Regions from separate parts of the Homo sapiens genome. Here region 2 is linked to region 1. Evidence: read pairs that join two places in POLR2A ChIA-PET (ENCODE). Cell type or tissue: Panc1. All regions are shown on one strand. Links, peaks and the distances in the headings refer to the core of each region. The heading gives the core; the rest is flanking DNA. Region 1 overlaps SUGT1 (SGT1 assembly cochaperone of MIS12 kinetochore complex). Region 2 has its middle 16 kb from the start of LINC00345.

Region 1 (7,694 bases), core at 2,270-4,769:
AATACGGAGACACCCCCACCTCTACAAAAAATTTTAAAAATTAGCCAGGCATGGCAGCATGGATGTGTAGTCCCATCTACTTGGGAGGCTGAGGCATAAGGATCACTTGAGCCCAGGACTTTGAGGTTACAGTGAACTGTGACTGTGCCACTGTACTTCAGCCTGGGTGACAGAATGAGACCCTGTCTCTAAATAAAAAATAAATGTAATATGTAAAACAATATTACTTTTATTTATTTTTTAAATAGGAGAGAGTCTTTGAGATCTAGGACTAGGCAAAGAGTTAATAAGACCTGAAACTAAAAGCATGATCCATAAAAAGCGGTAAATTAGACTTAATCAAAATGAAATATTTTGGTTCTATGAAAGACCCTATTAAGAAAATGAAAACTACATACTGGGAGAAAATATGTGTAAACTACATATCTGACAAAGATTGCCAGATTTGTGATCATCAGGGATCATGGAAGGGTGGGGGTGGGGTTAGTATGGCCATAAGATAGCAACATAAGGGATCCTTGGAATCCATGAAAATGTTCTATCTCTCTCTCTCTCTTTTTTTTTTTTTTAAAGAGATAGGGTCTCACTTTGCTGCCCAAGCTAAGTGTAGTGGCACGATCATAGCTCACTGCAACCTTGAACTCCTGGGCTCAAACAATACTCTTGCCGCAGACGCCTGAGCTGACAGGGGCACAACATCATGCCAAGGTAGCTTTTAAATTTCTTGTAGAGACCAGAACTTACCATATTGTCCAGGCTGGTCTAGCCTCAAGGGATCCTGTGGCCTCAGACTCCCAAAGCACTGGGATTAAAGGTTCCCTATCTTAACTGTCAGTATCATGGTTGTGATGTTGTAGCATAGTTTTGACAAAATGTTTCCATCAATGGAAACTTTGTAAAAGGTACAAAGAATCTCATTTCTTAGGATTGCATGTCAATCTACAATTATCTCAAAACTAAAAGTTTAATGAAGACTTTTTTTTTTTTTTTGAGACAGGGTCTCTGTTGCCCAGGCTGTAGTTCAGTGGCACAAAAAAACAGCTCACTGCAACCTTGACCACCCAGGCTCAAGAGATCCTCCCACCTCACCTTCCCAAGTAGCTAAGACCACAGACACATGCCACCAGGCCTAGCTAATTTTTTTTTTTTTTTTGTAGAGATAGGGTCTCTCTATGTTGCCCAGGCTAATCTCAAGATCTTTAGCTCAAGTGATCCTCCCACCTCAGTCTCCCAAAAGTGATGAAAAAAAATTTTTTAATCAATAGTGAGGCTGGTTGAGGTGCCTCACGCCTGTAATCCCAGCACTTTGGGAGGCTGAGGCGGCTAGATTGCTTGAAGCCAGGAGTTCGAGACCAGCCTGGGCAACGTGGCGCAACCCCACCTCTACAAGAAATAAAGTAGCCAGGCGTGGTGGTGCATGTCTATAGTCCCAGCTACTGCAGAGGCTGAGGTAGGAAAATCACTTGAGCCCGGCAGACAGAGGCTGCAGTGAGCCGAGATCACGCCACTGTACTCAAGCCTGGGCAACAGAGTGAGACCTTGTCTCTAAATAAATAAACTGTGAAAAGCACAATCATGACCAATTACCACAGATTTCTTAAGTGTGAAATACCTAAGCCTCAACCACATTAACTAAATATTAAATTAAAATACTAATTTTAACTTTCTACTGTAAATATGTCTTAAAAGAGTCATATTTCCAGAGCTACTGGTATTAATAAAAGTCACATGATTACAACTGCAAGCTAAATATACAATGACGAATTATTACTAAAATTTTGAGGTCTAATTTAGGTATTTATGCTGCCCTGACAAAAAGCCTGAATTTTCTTAATCAAGAGAGTTGTTAAACCAATGAATAACGTGCACCTTCTACTTGCAAACACTATTCTGAAAAGTTTCGTATCTATATTCTTCATCTCTAACACTGAGGCTACATATGAGTCTAGAAGGGAAACAACAGAAGTTCACTCAGCTACTGGGATAAATCCAAGTGAGATGACTCCATATCAATCTAACTCACTGATAAAAAATACCTATTTAAGATAAACCACTTGTTTCTCATCTCTTCCATAAGTTTTCAACTTCCTCAAAAATTACTCTTAGAGCAAAAAGAAACGTTCAGACAGACCTTATTCAAAAAGTTCTCCCAGCTATAGTACACGCAATTTGGTCTCACATTACCAATTTTCTCGTTTAAAATATGTAAAATTTGCTCCCATATATATTTCTTTAAGTTTATATTCTTACAAAGGATTTGTTCATGGCACGTTTCACTTCATCAGAACCATCTGAATAGATCTGCTGAAATAATCTGTTTAAAGCTGCATCTCCCTCCAACTTTTCATTCTTTTCTTCTTCTTTGATCTCACCAACCAATTTATCCCAATTTCTTGTATAAGGAGATGATGATGGATATAGGTTCTTTACATCTATGAAGTAAAAAAAGGCAGAAGTAATTAATCAACATGTTTCAATTATGTCGAGAATATGTAAACTTTGTGACCATGTATATGGAACATCTTAGCAAACAGTTTAGGTTACTGAATTTCAGGTATGCAATAAGTGTCTTTCTGGTATATAGGTCAATAACAAAATTCACATTTCTAAAAACTGAGTCAGTTACCATAATGTAAAATCTGGGGATTTCTTTTGAGCAAAATAACTCAATAAAGTGTAAACTTTTGATATGCTATACAAAATTAGATTAAAAGCAGATTCTTCATGTTGATAACAGAAACTAGATGAAAAGTATACAGAACTTTTATGTTTTCAGAAAAGTTGCAGAGACAGTACGAACAATTCTAAAAATGAAATTTTTTAAAGGATGCCTAAGAAATCTTTTGTAACTAAGATTTTAATAAATGTTAAAAATGTGACTTTTTCTAAAGTACTTAGTATCTTTCAGAGTATAAATAGCCTGAAAATATAAATAATCATCCATGCCACTCCATACTCTCCCATCAAAAAAGTAAGATTATTTTAATAGGCAATAACAGTAAGTAATTTCTAAATGTTTAAAGTACTACACTTGATGATCTAAAGTTCAATGCCCACATCCCATACACCTAGCAAATAATAGTATTTGTAGGGCACACTGGAGTAAACAGAGCTGCTTGCAGCGAGAGAGGCTACTGGCCCAGGGGCTCGGGGTACTGCCAAGATTGCTCCAAAGACCAAAGGCATCAAGATCTTGGCACACAAATAATTAGAAAATAACTAGACAACCTAGTAGCTATAGGAGCAGCTCTGTTGACTATCCAATGAAAATATAATGACAGCCTCAAATGTGAGTCACATATATAATTTAAAACTTCCTAGTAACTACATTACTAAAAAGAATCAGGTGAAATGCAGTTTAATAATACATTTTATTTAACCTGATATATCAAATATAGTATCATATTGACTTGAAACCAACAGAGGCCGGGCATGGGGGCTCACACCTATAATCCCAGCACTTTGGGAGGCCAAGTAGGAGGATTGCTTGAGGCCAGAAGTGTGAGACCAGCCTGGGCAACATAGTGAGAGCCCATCTCTATGAAAAAAAAATAATAATAATTAGCTGGGCGTGGTGGCACATGCCTGCAGTACCAGCTACTCGGAAGGTTGGGGTAGAGGACTGCTTGAGTCCAGGAGGTTGAGGCTACACTGAGCCATGACAGTGCCACTGCATTCCAGCCTGGGTGACACAGCAAGACTCTCTCTTAAAAAAAAAAAAAAACCAACAAAAAAAATGAAGATATTTTATATTCTTTTTTTCATACTAACTCTTCAAACTGTAGCATATATTTCACATAGCACATCATCTCAATGCAGACTAGTCATATTTCAAGTGCTCAACAGGTAACATGTGGCTAGCAGCTACTGTGTTGGACAAAAGAGCTACAGTTTTCAAAAAACCCAATTCAAAATTTCCCCATCAGTATGTATTAGGACACATTAGTACTAATCTAAATGTTCCTCCCAATACTGCTCTCTACATCCCTTTTGTCAAAATAGCTGAGAAACTAACATCCACTGTTTTTCTACGCTTTCTCTTCACTTGTAAACCGACTTTCTCCCTGCCCATTCCTCCTCAAAACAAAACAACACACACAACACCAACACATAGTTTTTTTTCAGGGCCAAATATATTGTTTTGAAAATCCTATCCACCTTCCTTCTACTAGATATCCTTCTATCTTTGTACATTTTCACTAGTAGCCAGGTAAAACAAAAAATGCGTGCCATGGTAAGTTAAGAGCCTGGGAAATATGGATTTAATTAATCCTAATGCTGACTCCCAGGAAGGATGAGAACAGAGGTTTTAATCTCTATTTTGTAGATAAGCAAGCTGGGTCAGATAGGTTAAGTGACTTGCCCTTATCTACAGTCTCCAGCTTGCAATACACAGGAATCTGACAAGTATATTAATTTCTTACAAAAACAGGACAGGAAGAGTATCATCTTGAATATCTAAGGTGTTGAGTTTAGAAAAAACATGGTAACTGTAACACTAAAAAGCCTTGATCTTTAATCTCAGAAAAACTTTTAACACCTGGAGATGGCAGATGAACTACTGAGAGATGAGTAATCTAACCTCCCTGCTCATTCACTATAATATCAAATAACTACTAGATACTCATGTCGGCAAAGACTGTTTCCATTGTTAGAAAATGCAACAACAAGCAGTATGCAACAAGTAGACAACGGGTTAACAGAATAACTGGACCCAACTGAGAAGACCTAGATTTTAGTCCTAGACAATGAGAACTGAGGGATAATCTTGAGCTTAACTTTTCTGAGCCTGCAAAATGGGAGGAATACTAAGGGGCTGCCTGTTATGCAGGGCTGTTAGAATTAAGTAAGATACTACATTTAAAGTGATTATATATTTTTTAAAGCTTTCAGCTACATATAAACCTCAGCCTCAAAATCTATTGGAGTCAGTCCTAAAAGAAACACATACATCTTTCAAATAAAGTGTGAAGCAGATGCTTAAATACCTTAAATACCAACTAGATATACTTCAGTCCTTAAAAAGTATCTGTTGGTGTTAATACCCTGATTTTGAAAATTATACCACAGACTACTTAAGAGGTAATCATTGGACTAGTTAAGACACTATCAATGGGGGAAACTGGGTGAAAGCTATATGAGAATCTCTTATTTTTGAAATTTCTAAACATCCAAAATTATTTCTTAAGAAATAACTATACACACACACACAAACACACACACAAATGATCTGTTGAATAACTCAGTGTTTTCTAAAAGGTGCCACAAGGAAATGTGTTTTCTGTTACAGAAGAAAGCAGTCAAAATCAGAAAAAGCTGAGACACATGTTAGCTTGTTTCAGTCATTAAATCAGACCATTACTTCCAATAAAAAGAAATTTCCCTCCACTCATTAATGAAGCTATTGCTATAAAATATAATCTTAGGTTGTAGTTCTGAGTGTGCTGTGAATTTGTCCACTAGAAAAATTCTTACCTAGTTATTGCACATACTTAAAATTGACCTCAACACAAAGTTCTGTTTCTTACAGGGTTATATATACAATGAAGCCTGGTTTTCTACTCTTCTCCTAGACTTTCCTTTGGCATTTACCACCTATTTGCGTCCATCTCTAAATTAGCAATAAGAAATGGGGTAGATACCTTACCCTGTAAAGCCCTGCAAATTCCAGGCAATTAGATGACAGTATCAGTAGAAGGAACAGAAAGGAATTAAGAAAGGGAGAGGGAAGAAGGGGAAATATATCCGCCGAGTAAACCAACTTACAACCCAAAAAGAAACAACAGGAAGGGCCAACACGCAAAACTAAACACCCTCCAACTGATGTCATAAACTTTACATGGTAAACAATAAATCCCAACTCCCTCTAGGATTTTGCTGCCATTCATTTGTATTCTTAGAATTTGAGAAGTCAGAACTTTCACAGAAAGGCTACTTTATATTCATTACGGAGCAACCTTATTATACTCAATGTATCTTATCTTGAGAACATAAATAATGAAAGTAAAAAGAATGTTCATTACTATTTAATTTCAATTACACAACACAATATGAATATAAAGCTCATCAAGGCCAGAAAACAAACCTGCTACGAATTGTTTTGGCGTAGGCACATCTCCTTGCCCCTCTAGCTTTTCCCATCTCACAGCCTCTGGCTTTTTCAGTTTAATTTCAATCTGGAGGAAACACCAAATAAACTCCATTACTCGACGTAAAATACACAAAACAGTAAAAAATGCAGTTTTCTTAAGTCATCAAAGTTTTGTTAAGAATAGTATCTTTGACAGTTTCCTTAAATTATACAAGGTTAAATTTGAAAAACTATGAAACAATTTTGTTTCTACACTCAAAATTCACCCTTGAAAAAAAACAACATACACACTATATATAAGCTATAATCAAGAAGAGACTTGAAATACATATGCTTTTTTTCATCCAAAGCAATGTTCTGAACCAGGGATGATTCTGCCACCCAGGGGACATTTAGCCATGTCTGGAGACATTGTGGGTTGTCATACTGCAGTGAGGGAAGAGGTGATAATGACATCTATTGAGTAGAGACCACGGTTGCTACTAAACATCCTACAATGTACTGGGCAATTCCCCAAAATGTCAATAATGCCATTACAGAGAAATCTGATTCTAAAAGAATTACTGCATTTACATGTGCATTAACCTGTTTTACAGTGGAGAAACTTATTTCACTGTATAAACACAATACAACTCATGTTAACATTCAGGCAATCTTTCATTCAACAAATAATTACTAAGCACCTACTATGAGACAGTACAGTCTTCAAGGCTGTGGGAGATTTTTGTTTTATTTTTAGAGACAGGGTCTTGCTCTGTCTCCCAGGCTGGAGTGCAGTAGAAGGATCATAGCTCACTCTAGACTTGAACTCCTGGGCTCAAGTGATCCTCCAGCCTCAGCTTCCCAAGTAGCTGGGACTACAGACAAGTGCCACCACTCCTGGCTAATGTTTTTAAAATTTTTCGTAGAGACAGAGTCTCACTAGGTTGCCCAGGCTGGTCTCAGACTCCTGGCCTCAAGCCATTCTCCCACCTCAGCCTCCCAAAGTGCTAGGATTACAGGCATGAGCCACCAAGCCCAGGTGGATTTTTAAAATATTAAAGACACATCCTCGACCATTTGGAAGTATGTGAGATACTTTAAGAAAGTTACTGAAGTTCTAAATAAGTAAATGTTCTAAAAGCTCAGGAGAGAGCACACCTGACTGTGAAGGGGAAACGCTTTATACATCTTGAAGGGCTCTGAAGGGTAGAAGCATTTGCAAGAGTGAAGGGGTAGGTCTCCAGAGCATAGGGAATGGCCTAACTGGAGCATGGGTATGAAAGGACACTGCATCGGGGAGTACTGAGAAGACTAAGTTCACTTACTTACCGAGAAGACTAAGTTCACTTATTAAAATGAAAAGTTAATAGTATCCTAATAGCATCTTTTACTATCTAATTAAGGCTAGGCCTCTGAGTCTATCCTTGCCCCCAACACACACAATCACATAGCATTTTATCTACCTTTTGTTTTCTTTATTCAAATAATGCTCTCACCTCTATTTTAACAGGCTAATATCAGCATTTTTAGTGCAAATATTAAAGTAAGCACTATAATAAACATTATATAAAACAGTTTAAATGAGCAATTGAATTAGAATTTTATATTCTCATGTTTTTTT
Region 2 (7,694 bases), core at 2,045-4,544, 62 kb after region 1:
AAAATACAGATTCTTTGGTCCCACCAAACTACTCTGATTCAGTAGCTGTTTCCAGGAGACACTTGAGAATTTGCATTTCTAACAAGCTCCCAGGTGTTGCTAATTCTGCTGATCAGGGGACCACATTACAGTAGCTATGTTACCTATGTTACTTAATCCTTACAATCTTAAAGGATAGGTTTTATTATTCTCGTTTTACAGAACAAACTGCTGCCCACAGACGTTAGGTCAGTGGTTATGAATCTCTAGAGGTTATACAAATCACATAGGCAGCTGACTTAAAACACAGATTCCTAAGATTCTTAGTTTGTAAGTTTGGAATGGGGTTCAGGAATCAGCATGTTAAATAAGACCCAGGTGCTTCTGATGCAGGTGAGCTCAAGAGCCTGTATCAGACCTTAGGTTAAATACTATATCAAGTTCTCAAAGCCAGAAAATAGTAGCCACAGGCTAAGGACACTTGCATGAAAGAGAAAACGGCAATTTCAAAAAATGCTGAAACTATCTGATCTGCTTATGAAAACGTCAGAGGCTATCAAATCAGGCACTTTAAAATTAGAATGAAAAAACAATTGCCAAACTAGTATCCTCATAATAAGTACACAGGACTCTCATAATATTCAATATATGGTACAATCTAAGAAAATAATTATTATTCTTTTTTTTTTTTTTTTTTTTTTTTGAGACGGAATCTCGCTCTGTCGCCAGGCTAGAGTGCAGTGGCGCGATTTCAGCTCACTGCAAGCTCCGCCTCCCGGGTTCACGCCATTCTCCTGCCTCACCCTCCCGAGTAGCGGGGACTACAGGTGCCCGCCACCACGCCCGGCTAATTTTTTGTGTTTTCAGTAGAGACGGGGTTTCACCATGTTAGCCAGGATGGTCTGGATCTCCTTACCTTGTGATCCGCCTGCCTCAGCCTCCCAAAGTGTTGGGATTACAGGCGTGAGCCACCACGCCCAGCCTATTATTCTACACTTAAAGTTAACACTGGTCAGGTGCAGCGGCTCACGCCTGTAATCCCAGCATTTTGGGAGGCCGAGGCGGATGGATTACCTGAGGTCTGGAGTTCGAGACCAGCCTGGCCAACACAGTGAAACTCCGTTTCTACTAAAAATACAAAAATGAGCCAGGCGTGGTAACGTACGCTTGTAGTCCCAGCTATTCAGGAGGCTGAGGCACAAGAATCGCTTGAACCAGGGAGGCAGAGGTTGCAGCGAGCCAAGATCCTGCCACTGTACTCCAGCCTGGGCCACAGAGTGAGACTCCATCTCAAAAATAATTAGTAATAATAATAACAATAAATAAAGTTGGCCGGGCGTGGTGGCTCATGCCTGTAATCCCAGCACTTTGAGAGGCCAATGCGGGCCGATCACCTGAGGTCGGGAGTTGGAGCCTGGCCAACATGGAGAAACCCCATCTCTACTAAAAATACAAAATTAGCTGGGGCATGCCTGTAATCCCAGCTACTCAGGAGGCTGAGGCAGGAGAATCGCTTGAACCCGGGAGGCGGAGATTGTGGTGACCCGAGATCGTGCCATTGCACTCCAGCCTGGGCAACAAGAGCAAAACTCCGTCTCAAAAAAAGAAAATAAAGTTAATATTAAAGGTACTTTAACAGAAAGGTGGTAATCAGGGGAATGAATCTCACATATAATCTTTACTACAATGTTTCCTTTCAAGACTGCTTTCATACCACAGAAAGCAATCTACATTACAGGAAAATTATGTATAAGTAACTCCATAACACTAACATAAAATTCTAAACCTAACCTCCCACCTGAGTTTGTTTCCACTGACAGTATCTCATCAGTACTTCAAATGCAACACCTTCAAAACGACATTTAAGACGTCCCCTTTCAGACTGATTTTCCATTTTTCACACTTCTATATTAAAATGCCCCCTGACATAAACAGATTTTTTCTGTTTTCCAAAAATTATAACATACGTAAAAATCTTTCTCAACCCCGGATCTGCATTCTTCTGCTAACGTTAAGGATACCATAATCCTCCAAAGCAGCCAGTTGAAATCTTTGCTATCTCTGACCACCCTACCATTATCCCATGATGTCACATCCCCTTAATTCTACCTGGGCAATTTTTCTCCTCCATTCAGCTGGTCCTTCCCATCTTCACTGCTACTAACCTGCTTCAGCACTGTACTTAACTGGCTTCTGAGTGTTATGCATGGAAGTTACACAGTGGAATTAGGCTTTCATAACAATAAAGTACTCGGAGGATAAACAGCAAAACCAAGTATGCTGCAACACGTTTTCTTTCCTGGCTAACTTCAACCAGTGGTCCTTCAGATTTCATCAGACTTTTCTTCCAGAAAGGATATCCTGAGTCGCCCCTGCAATGGTTAGGTGTCCCTATTTGCTCCTCCAGCAATTACTTGTTGGATGAATGGTGTACTCTGTGCTTCCATACACTATCTCAGCAATTACTTCACTACACAGCACTTAAATTGTCTACTTGCTGGAACTACACGCTCCGTGATGACAAGACTGTCTTACTTGGGGTTTATGACCAGTACTGGCACGCTGTAAAGTTTTCCAATAATGAACTAAAGAATAAATGAAGGAAACAGAAATGAGACTATCACATAAATCTTGGGAAGCAAAAGCTAAAACAACTTCGCTTTTGGAGCTTGGATAAACTGACAGGAGTTGATGACAAGACGAATGAGGCACAGCGACCCGGCTTGTAATTGGAGCTCTGTCTTCCACGCACGCTATGTTTCCTTGGGCAAGTCATCTTATCTTTCTGGGATTTTTCTTTTCTCAGATTTAAAGCAATAGCTTCTAAAACCCAGCAGGTAATAACATCGACACCAGGAAGTTGGAGGATAACTGAATGTACAGCACGGGGCACAGGGATGCCCGAGGACCTGCGGAGCCAAAAGTGCTGAACTGCGGTACCTGACAGTTCCACGCCGAGCAGCGAGTAGCAAAATTGCAGCCGCTGATGTCTCCGGGCTTCCAGGGGACAAAGGGTGGCAGGAAAGGGTGCGAAGAGGTAGAAACGCCGAGACTCTAGGAAACACCGCGGAGACATAAAGCCATCCAGGAGAGCAACTGAACAGTGCGCCCCACGCCAAACACATCCCCCGCGCTCTCTTCCGTTTCTGGTCTGGCGGGTTCCTCTCCCTTTGCTTTCCGGTGGGCAACTGAGGTGGGTAACTGTATTCCGGACTCGCCCGCGGGCCGGGCGGAGCCAGCTACCTCCAGACGACCCCACCTACCCCGCGATTCTATTCCTAGAGGCGGAGTCCTCGCCAGTGTTCAGTAAGGTTCGCTGGCCTAGGAGGATTCCAGACCGCCGAGACCGCCGAACAAGATAGTGGAGGGCGTGATCAGTTGTGCAAAAACTACAGATGATCAGTCTGTTTTTATGTTGTTGTTTTTCTGAGACTGACTCTCCCTCTGTCGCCCAGGCTGGAGCGCAGTGGCGCGATCTTAGCTCACTGCAACCTCCGCCTCCCGTGTTCAACCAGTTCTCCTGCCTCAGTCTCCTGAGTAGCTAGGATTACAGGCGTGCGCCACCACGCCCGGCTATTTTTTTTTTCTTTTTTGTACTTTTAGTAGAGACGGGGTTTCAGCATGTTGGCCAGGCTGGTCTCAAACTCCTGACCTCGTGATCCGCCCGCCTCGGCCTCCCAAAGTGCTGGTATTAGAGGCGTGAGCCACCGCGTCTGGTGGTTTCTTCACCCACACATCTGATGCCTCAGCTGGAGTAACTGGAAGAAACAGGGGCTAGCTGAATCTCTCTCCACACCTTTGCCCCGTGCTTTTTTTTTTTTTTTTTTTTTTTTTTTTTTGAGATGAAGTCTCACTCTGTTGCCCAGGCTGAAGCACAGTGTCGTGATCTTGACTCACTACAACCTCTGCCTCCCAGGTTCAAGCTATCCTCCTGCCTCAGCCTCCAGATTAGCTGGAGATTAGCAGCCTCCAGATTAGCATACGACACCACACCTGGCTACTTTTTGTATTTTTTTAGTAGAGACGGGAGTTTCACCATGTTGTCCAGGCTGGTCTCAAACTCCTGACCTCAGGTGATCCACCTGCCTCAGCCTCCCAAAGTGTGGGATTACAGGCGTGAGACACTGCGCCAGCTTGCCCCATGACTTTTGTACCTGGCTGGGTTGCACTTCCTCACAGCATGGCATCTCAGCATATTTGGACTTCTTTTTATTATTATTATTATTTTTTTTTTTTAGTCTCTCTCTCTCTCCAGGCTGGAGTACAGTGGCGCAATCTCAGCTTACTCCAACCTCCACCTCCTGAGTTCAAGCAATTCTCCTGCCTCAGCTTCCCGAGTAGCTAGAACTACAGGCATGCACCACCACGCCCAGCTAATTTTTGTATTTTTAGTAGAGATGGGGTTTCACCACATTGGCCAGGATGATCTTGATCTCTTGACCTCGTGATCGGCCTGCCTCGGCCTCCCAAAGTGCTGGGATTACAGACGTGAGCCACTGGGCCTGGCCTATATTTGGACTTCTTACAGAGCAGCTGGCTTGCCTTAGAGTGAACATTCACACCAGACTAAAGCTGCACAGCATTGAAAGTCACATGACATCACTTTCATTTCATTCTATTGGTGCAAAATGGGTCACAGGGCCAGTCCAGATTCAAAGTGAAGGAACCACACTTCCCTGAAAGTACCAGCAGCAGTGGCCACTGGGGGACGATTTTCAGAGAGTTGCTACCACATCCTAGAAAACTTTGAATTAGTTAATTCCATTCATTTCATCAGTATTTTCTTTAAAAAACTGTTTTAAATTATTTTTAAATTTTTTGTGGGTACATAGTAGGTGTATATAGTTATGGAATACATGAGATGTTTTGATATAGGCATGCAATGCGTATTAATCACATCATGGAGAATGGAGTACTCAAGCATTTATCCTTTGAATTACAAACAATTCAATTACATTCTTTAAGTTATTTAAAAATATACAATTGTTATTGACTACAGTCACCCTATTGCGCAATTAAAATAGGTCTTATTCTTTCTATATTTTTTGTACCCACTAACCATCCCCACCTCCCCTCCAACTCCCCACTACCCTTCTCAGCCTCTGGTAACTATCCTTCTACTCTCTATGACCAGGAGTTCAATAGTTTTGATTTTTAGATGCCACAAATAAGTGAGAACATGAGACGTTTGTCTTTCTTTTCCTAGCTTATTTCATTTAGCATAATGACCTCCAGTTCCATCCACGCTGTTCCAAATGCCTGAATCTCATTCTTTTTCATGGCTGAATAGAACTCCATTGTGTATATATACCACATTTTCTTTATCCATTCCTTTGTTGATGGGCACTGAGGTTGCTTCCAAATCTTAGCCATTGTAAACAGTGCTGCAACAAACATAGGAGTGTGGATATCTTTTCTATATTCTGATTTCCTTTCTTTTGGGTATATACCTAGGAGTGGGATTGTTGGATGATGTAGTAGCTCAATTTTTAGTTTTTTGAGGAACCTCCAAACTGTTCTCCATAGTGGTTGTACTAATATACATTCCACCAACAGTGTACAAGTGTTCCCTTTTCTCCACATCCTTGCCAGTATTTGTTATTACCTGGCTTTGGATATAAGCCATTTTAACTGGGGTGAAATGATATCTCATTGCAGTTTTGATTTGCATTTCTCTGATGATAATGATAAGCACCTTTTCATATGTCTGTTTGCTATTTGTTTTCTTTTGAGAAATGCCTATTCAAATCTTTTGCTCGTTTTTTGATCAAATTATTAGTATTTTTCCTATAGAGTTGTTTTATTTATTTTATTTTATTTTATTTTTATTATTATTATACTTTAAGTTTTAGGGTACATGTGCACAATGTGCAGGTTAGTTACATATGTATACATGTGCCATGCTGGTGTGCTGCACTCATTAACTCGTCATTTAGCATTAGGTATATCTCCTAATGCTATCCCTCCCCCCTCCTCCAACCCCACAACAGTCCCCAGAGTGTGATGTTCCCCTTCCTGTGTCCATGTGTTCTCATTGTTCAATTCCCATCTATGAGTGAGAACATGCGGTGTTTGGTTTTTTGTCCTTGTGACAGTTTACTGAGAATGATGATTTCCAATTTCATCCATGTCCCTACAAAGGACATGAACTCATCATTTTTTATGGGTGCATAGTATTCCATGGTGTATATGTGCCACATTTTCTTAATCCAGTCTATCATTGTTGGACATTTGGGTTGGTTCCAAGTCTTTGCTATTGTGAATAGTGCCGCAATAAACATACGTGTGCATGTGTCTTTATAGCAGCATGATTTATAGTCCTTTGGGTATATACCCAGTAATGGGATGGCTGGCTATAGAGTTGTTTGAACTCCTTATATATTCTGGTTATTAATCCCTTGTCAGATGGGTGGTTTGCAAATATTTTCTCCCATTTGGTGGGTTGTCTCTTCACTTTGTTGACTGTATCCTTTTCTGTGCAGAAGGTTTTTAAACTTGATGTGATCCCATATGTTCATTTTCACTTTGGTTGCCTGTGTTTGTGGAGTATTACTCAAGAAATTTTTGCCCAGACCAATGTCTTAGAGATTTTTCCCAATGTTTTCTTGTAGTAGCTTTATAGTTTGAGGTCTTAAGTCTTTCATCCATTTCGATTTGATTTTTCTATATGGCGAGAGATAGTGGTCTAGTTTCATTCTTTTGCATGTGGATATCTGGTTTTCCCAGCACCATTTATTGAAGGGACTGTCTTTTCCCCAGTGTATGTCTTGGCACCTTTGTTGAAAGTGAGTTCACTGTAGAGTGTGGATTTGTTTTGGGGTTCTCTATTCTGTTTCATTGGTCTATGTTTCTGTTTTTATGCCAGTACCATGCTGTTTTGGTTACTATAGCTCTCTAGTATAATTTGAAGTCAGGTAATGTGATTCCTCCAGTTTTGTGCTTTTTGCTTAGGATCCCTTTGGCTATTCTGGGTCTTTTGTGGTTTCAGATAAATTTTAGGATTCTTTTTTTTCTATTTCTGTGAAGAATGTCATTGGTATTTTGATAGGAATTGCGTTGAATCTGTAGATTGCTTTGGGCAGAATGCACATTTTAACAATATCAATTCTTCCAATCTATGAATATGGAATGTCTTTCCATTTTTTAATGTCCTCTTCAACTTCCTTCATCAGTATTTTATGGTTTTCATTATACAGACTTTTCACATCATTCATTAATTCCTGAGTATTTAATTTTATGTGTGGCTATTGTAACTGGGAGTACTTTCTAAATTTCTTTTTCACATTGCTCACTGTTGGCATATAGAAATGCTACTGATTTTTTTTTTTTTTTTGAGATAGTGTCCAACATGGAGAAGCCCCATCTCTACAATGGGGCTCTAAAAATGCAAAATTAGCCAGGTGTGGTGGCATATGCCTGTAATCCCAGCTACTCCAGAGGCTGAGGCAGGAGAATCGCTTGAACCCGGGAGGCAGAGTTTGCAGTGAGCCGAGATCGCACCACTGCACTCCAGCCTGGGCAACAAGAGCGAAACTCTGTCTCAAAAAAAAAAAAAAAAGAAAGAAAAAGAAAAATAAATCAGAATATTGTTTCCAGCTATTAATAATTCATGGTGCTGCAGACCTCTTGAATCATCATTAAAAGTCAGAAATCTAAGTGAAAATAGTGTTGCTCTTGCATTCAATTGTATTATAAAGCACTTAGCACTGGATATT

What was found. Peaks named below come from ENCODE experiments on the same cell type or tissue, not always from the same donor. Only the 100,000 strongest peaks of a DNase experiment are listed, where the experiment ranks them.
Region 2: POLR2A ChIA-PET joins it to region 1 with 12 read pairs; 8 of 35 experiments call an interaction of 5 or more read pairs at or near these places.

The regions. Positions count from the first base shown.
Region 1 is chr13:52,674,712-52,682,405 of GRCh38, reverse strand. SUGT1 (SGT1 assembly cochaperone of MIS12 kinetochore complex) reads right to left here. Exons shown (of 13, transcript NM_006704.5): 11 at 6,086-6,176; 12 at 2,251-2,432. Among named protein-coding and RNA genes, the nearest start is that of SUGT1, 26 kb to the right of the region's middle. In Panc1, for the core only: no CTCF peak of the experiment used is centred there; no DNase peak of the experiment used is centred there.
Region 2 is chr13:52,612,908-52,620,601 of GRCh38, reverse strand. It overlaps a transcript of HNRNPA1L2 not described here. Among named protein-coding and RNA genes, the nearest start is that of LINC00345, 16 kb to the right of the region's middle. RefSeq lists enhancers at 3,033-3,252, 3,643-3,762. In Panc1, for the core only: no CTCF peak of the experiment used is centred there; a DNase peak (open chromatin) is centred at 3,151; H3K4me3 peaks cover 1,992 bases; H3K27ac peaks cover 851 bases.